Linked DNA regions of Homo sapiens: region 2 is linked to region 1. A link is an interaction called in ENCODE POLR2A ChIA-PET data of the cell type or tissue named here. Cell type or tissue: Caco-2. All regions are shown on one strand. Each heading gives the region's core, and the rest is flanking DNA. Links, peaks and the distances in the headings are about the cores only.

What was found. Peaks named below come from ENCODE experiments on the same cell type or tissue, not always from the same donor. Only the 100,000 strongest peaks of a DNase experiment are listed, where the experiment ranks them.
Region 2: POLR2A ChIA-PET joins it to region 1 with 5 read pairs; 3 of 35 experiments call an interaction of 5 or more read pairs at or near these places.

Annotation. Positions count from the first base shown.
Region 1 is chr1:17,679,469-17,682,377 of GRCh38, reverse strand. All of the region lies in intron 26 of ARHGEF10L (Rho guanine nucleotide exchange factor 10 like), which reads right to left. Among named protein-coding and RNA genes, the nearest start is that of LINC02810, 37 kb to the left of the region's middle. In Caco-2, for the core only: no CTCF peak of the experiment used is centred there; no DNase peak of the experiment used is centred there.
Region 2 is chr1:17,753,619-17,756,527 of GRCh38, reverse strand. It overlaps ACTL8 (actin like 8), which reads right to left and starts at 1,195. Exons shown (of 3, transcript NM_030812.3): 1 at 1,024-1,195. In Caco-2, for the core only: a CTCF peak has its summit at 1,255 (motif pointing left); a DNase peak (open chromatin) is centred at 1,207; H3K4me3 peaks cover 1,029 bases.

The DNA of each region.
Region 1 (2,909 bases), core at 164-2,663:
TGGTGGGACTGAGATACACTGATGTTATTGGGAACCAGGGTTTGCACAGAGAGAAGAGAGTCCGGTGTGGAATGGGAGAGACGAGGGTAGACTCCAGGATCTCAAATCTAAATCAGAGGTATCAAAACGAACCCCAACTCGAGAGTTCTTCCCTGGCCCTGTCCACTGAAAGAGCCTGAAGGCAGTGACTCTAGCCAGGGTGCCCTGGAGAAATGCCTAGAACTTCTCACAGATGAAAAGCAAGGAAGGGCTCAAAGAACAATGGGGATGTGTCCAAAGGACCCAGGAGCCAACACGAAGGGGTCCCCGCTGGCCAAATTCAAGACAATGTGAACATCAAAAATAATAATGATGGTCCTGATTAGAGCACGCTGGATTTTTTTTTTTTAAATCTAGGAATTTGTAGTGATAGTAAGGGCAGGGTGTGGAGTGGGGTCAGGTGAATCTCTGTAACTAGTGACAACTAGTCAATGCAGAAGGCAAGGCAGAATTAGACAATGGTGAATTAGCAATCACCAAGGATCACCCATGGATGACAAAGCCCCAGGGGGAAAGTTTGTGGAGGAACTGGATATTCACACAGTCTCCAAGAATCACCCAAAGGTGACTGAGTAATCACAAAGGGAAACCAGCACCTTTAGAAGGAGAGATCCAGCCGACGCTACCCTAACCAAGTGATCAGGACGGGGCCAGCTGCTCTTCTTCCTCCCCGAGGACTGCTGTGGGAGGTGTAGGGCTCCCCTGACCCCCAGCCCCACAGCACCTGGCCGAACACTGGCAGCTCATTGGGAGGAAATAACCAGGCAATTCCAGACTGTGGAACTTCTATGAGACGCTGGCTTGGACTTGTCAACAAAGTCAATATCATGAAGAAAACAAAAAAGCAAAGGGATTATTCTAGATTAAAAGGAGACTTAAGAGACATGAAAACCAAAGGCTGCCTGTGATTTCAGGCTGGATCCTGGATGGCATTTGGGGGAGTAGCTCTGAAAGATATTTTGGGGACAACTGGGAAAACCTGTACCTGGACAGTATTTAGATAGCATCAGTGCATAGACCTAAATTCCTGGGTGTGATATGCCATGCAGTTACGTTGAAGAGACATGCCGAAGTATTTAGGGGTAAAGGGTAATGATGCCTGCAACTGACTTTTTTAAAAGTGGGTGTATGTCTCTGTGCATGTATAATATGGGGGAAGATTGTAGCAACATGTTAACAGTTACCTGGGTGAAGAATATCTGTGTATTGTATTATTCTCTCACCTTTCCTGTAGTTTGAAATTTTTCAAAGTAAAAAGTTATGGGGGACCAGGCGTAGTGGCTCACGCCTGTAATCCCAGCACTTTGGGAGGCTAAGATGGGTGGATCACTTGAGGTCAGCAGTTCAAGACCAGCCTGGCCAACATGTCTCTACTAAAATTACAAAACTTATCTGGGCATGGTGGTGGGCACTTGTAATCCCAGCTACTTGGGAGGCTGAAGCAGGAGAATCGCTTGAACCCGGGAGGCAGAAATTGCAGTGAGCCGAGATCACGCCACTGCAATTCAGCCTGAGCAACAGAGTGAAACTCCGTCTCCAAAAAAAAAAAAAGTTATGGGAGAAAAGGCAAAGTAATTTAAAAAAAAAAAAAAAAAGCTGGCAGTTGGAGGGGAGGGGTTGTGCCCGCCTCCTCCAGCTCCCAGATCCCCACTACCCAGTGACTCAGTCTCCTCTGTCATCTGTACACGGGGACAAAAAGAGAACACGCCTCTGGGGCACGGTGAGGATTCCAGGGAGAGCATTGGCGCACTGTGACCTGGAATGAACCCAGGTGAGCTGAGACAAACCTGTGTGTCCTGAGCCTGCCCACGGAGCCCCTCCCTGCAGCCCCCCATCCACCCGCTACAGGCGCCCACACAGTCAGTTTCAGGTGGGTGATACTGCTCCAAATAGTGCTGACACAGCCCAACCTCCAGTCCTACAATATTTATGTGCCTCCAGGTGACGCTTCTGTGCATGGTTTCCATAAATTCCCAGGGTGAGCAGCTCAGCACTCAAAGTCATTAGAGCTGAGATGTCGCCAAGGGGCCGGAAGGCTCGCTGGGCACAGGGGCTCTCAGGGGCTGCCAGCTCCTGAGGAAACAGCAGGATGCTGGTGGGGCTTCTACTTTACAGGTACCCACCGTGTGTCAGGACTTTCCAATGCCTGACTGGGCACTGTGCGCGCAGCGTCCCACCTCACGGAGACTCTATGAAAAGAGAGCGAACCAACCCCGGGTGGCCCAGATGGGCAGGGGCAGGGCAGGGCAGGGGCAGGGGCAGGGTGGGGCAAGGCGGGGCAGAAGCGTGCACCTCGCTCCAAGCTCACATGCTGTCCTCCGAGGGTCTCATGGGGGACTCTCAACGCTGAGCACCAGAGCTGAATGTGAGCATGAAGGGGCTGTGCCACCCATTCCCGGCCCAGTCACCACCGAGCTGGCCCTGGGAGACACAGTCGTGGGCCCAGAGATCACCCACGATCACCTGCAAGCACCTCACCTACTCTGCCTCCCTTTAATCCCCACAGACACCTGGCAGGTGGGTGCCACCATTCCATCCTCATCCCATAGCTAGGGCACAAGAAATGACCTGTGCAGGGCCACCCCGCCAGCAAAGGGCAGGGCTGCGAATTCAGACCCGGGGTCACGTCCGCTCTGCACGGCTGCACTGAGCATGTGGAAGGGCCATCTTCTACAGGCAATTAGCACAACTCCCTTCCCTGTCTTTATCTCATTCTTATCAACACTTTACCGCTGAGGAAACAAACTGACAGGCTAAATGATGTGCAAAGTCGCGCTGCTTAGGACATGGGAGGAAAGCCAAATTCAAACCTAGGGTGACCAGTCCTACCCGGTTTGCTCAGGACTGTCCAGGCTGCGGCACTGGAAGCC
Region 2 (2,909 bases), core at 204-2,703, 74 kb before region 1:
AATTGACTGATAAGGAGTAAAGAGAACGATAATTAATACAGAAACAGCAGACGCAAGGAGCAACCACAACCCACAGAGCTGAGATGGAGTCTCTGAAGACCAGACCCCATCCAGAGCTGTGATAAACAACCCCCCGCTAAGAATCCCCCAAACCAGAGCTGGACAAAGCTCTCAAGGAAGAACCCCTCAAGGCCAAGGTAGAGTCCCCAAGAAAGAGCCCCTGGGGGCTTTCATAGGTTCCCCAAAGATAAGTCCCCCACTAGAGGTTTAAAAAAAAGTTCCCAAGAAGAGGCCCCCAGGGCTGAGGCCCCCTGGGAAGAGCCCCTATTCAAGGGATAAGATAGAGCCCCAAAGAAGAGCTCCCAGAGCTACCAAGGAAGGGGCCCCCTACCCAGGGCTGTGATTGATCCCCCAAGGAAGAGTCCCCTCCGAAGGCTGAAATAAAGTCCACAAAGAAAAAGCCCCTGAGGGCTGCGGTAGAGTCCCGAAGAGACACCCTCCTGCCACCTGTGACAGAGTAAACGTCCTCAAAAAAAGAGCCCTCCCAGGGCTGACGTGGAGCCCCCAAGGAACAGCCCCCCACCCCAGGACTGAAATAGAGCCCCAAAAAGAGACCCCCATATCAGGCTGAGATAGAGACCTCCAGAAAGAGCCCCTCACCCCAGGGAAGGGACCCTCCACCAGGCTGAGATAACCCCCTCCAGGCGGTGCCCCCACAAGGGGCTAAGCTTGGGCCCCCAAGGAAGGGCCCCCAGTCCCACACATGTGGCTGAGGTACAGCCGCTATGGAAGAGTCTCCTCCAAAAGCTGAAATCAAGTCCCTAAGGAAAAGCCCTTGGTCTGAGGTAGAGCCTGTCACTCCCCAACCCCACAAAGAAGTGCCCCACACACAAACCCTTGGGGGCTGACAGCCAGGCCTTGCTTAAGAGGGCATGGCTGTGCCACAGGAAGGACAAAAAAAAAAAAAAAAACAGTCAGGGGCCACAACCAGCCAAAGTTAGAAATTCAACTTTTAGAACGTACCAGAAATCTGCCCTGTAAGATGCCACAAAAGCTGCTCTCAGAAACAGTGTCTCACAAGAGGCACCCACTGCAAAACAACTTGAAAGGGGTGCTGTGTGAGCTGCCGAACTCAGCTGCACACTGCAAACGCCTGCACGAGAGCGGCTGCACGTGGTGCCGCAGCCTACTCTGTGAGCACGTGGCAAGCAGGAAGCGGAACCTCCCCGCTGCTGGGGCTCCCCAGCGCCCTCTACTGGCAAAGCCCAGCATGCCTGCTGGCCAGGGAGAAAATTTAAAGGGCCCAGATCCATTTTTACCAAGCAGGCAAGAAGGGTGAATGTGGAGCGGAGAGGCAATAATTTGACAACCAGCAACAATGAAATATCAGCAGTGAAAAAGAAAATAACTACTGATACATAAAACAAATGCATTAATCATATACGTATTATGCTGAGTAAAAGAAACCAGACGCAAAGCAGCACAATCTGTAAGTTTCCATTTACATTATGCACAAAATTCTCTGAAAAGAAATTTAGAGGAAAGAGACTTTAGTACAGAAAACAGTTTGCAAACTTGGAGATGCACCCTCCACTGGAAAATGAAGGGGAGTTCCCAAGAATGAGGGAAGCATCAAGTTTTGCGCAAAAGTTCCTGCCCAGGTTCCCAATCAGATCAAGATGTGCAAATGAAGGATTGAAACTTGCTTAGTTCTGATTGGTCAATATAGCTGAGCTCTCATTGGTTGATACAGCCAAACCCTGATTGGTTTATACACTTGAGCCCTGATTGGTTGGTTCAGGTGAGCTGAGAAAGTACCAAAGATAAAAAGGTGCAGGTTTTCTGGGGAAGTCAGGGTAGTTGTGTAACCATAGTCAGCAAGTGGCTGCTTCATTCTATTTTAAATTTAGGCCCACTTACCCATTCTTATTTGGGGGGGGGGTAGTATTTATTTATTTTGTAGAGAACAGGGTCTTGGTATGTTGCCCAGTCTGGTCGTAAACTCAGGGGCTCAAGTGATCCGCCCACCCTGGCCTACCAAAGTGATGGGATTACAAGCAAGAACAGCGGAGCCTAGCCCACTTAGCCACTCAGGATCCATCTTGAAGGTCTGGCCCTTTCAGGTTCACATTTGTTCACAGAAGTTCAAGAACAGGCAAAGCAACCTACAGTGACAGAAATTAAAAAAAAAAAAACAGGTGGAGATGGGTGTATTTAGCTGGAAGAGGGCACAATGGAATTTTCTAGGGCAATGGAAATACTCTCTATTGCAATTGGGGTGCTGTATACATTTGTAAAAATTCATCATACTGAACACTAAGATCTGTGTGTTGCATTGTAGATAAATTATACCTCAATTTTTAAAAATTAGCCCCCAAACTTGGTTTCAAATCCAGTCACTGTGTACTACCTGTACACAGTGGGTGATATGGTTTGGCTTTGTGTCCTCACCCAAATCTCACCTTGTATTTTAATAATCCCCACGTGTCAAGGGTGGGGCCAGGTGGAGATCATTGAATCATGGGGGCTGTTTGCCCCATACTGTTCTCATGATAGTGAATAAGTCTTACGAGATCTGATGGTTTTATAAACGGGAGTTCCCCTGCACAAGCTTTTTGCCTGCCGCCACGTAAGACGTGACTTTGCCCCTCCTTTGCCTTCCACCTTGATTGTGAGGCCTCCCCAGCCAAGTGGAACTGTGAATCCATTAAACCTCTTTCCTTTATAAATTACCCAGATTTGAGTATGTCTTTATTAGCAGCATGAGAACAGACTAATACAGTGGGTAAACAAATATTGTTGAATAAATAAGTGCACACATGAATCACACATTCTTTTTGCTCCCTCACAGCAAATTTCTGATGGTTCCCCCAAATTACTAAGCTATTGGCCTGCTTTTCTGGGCTCCC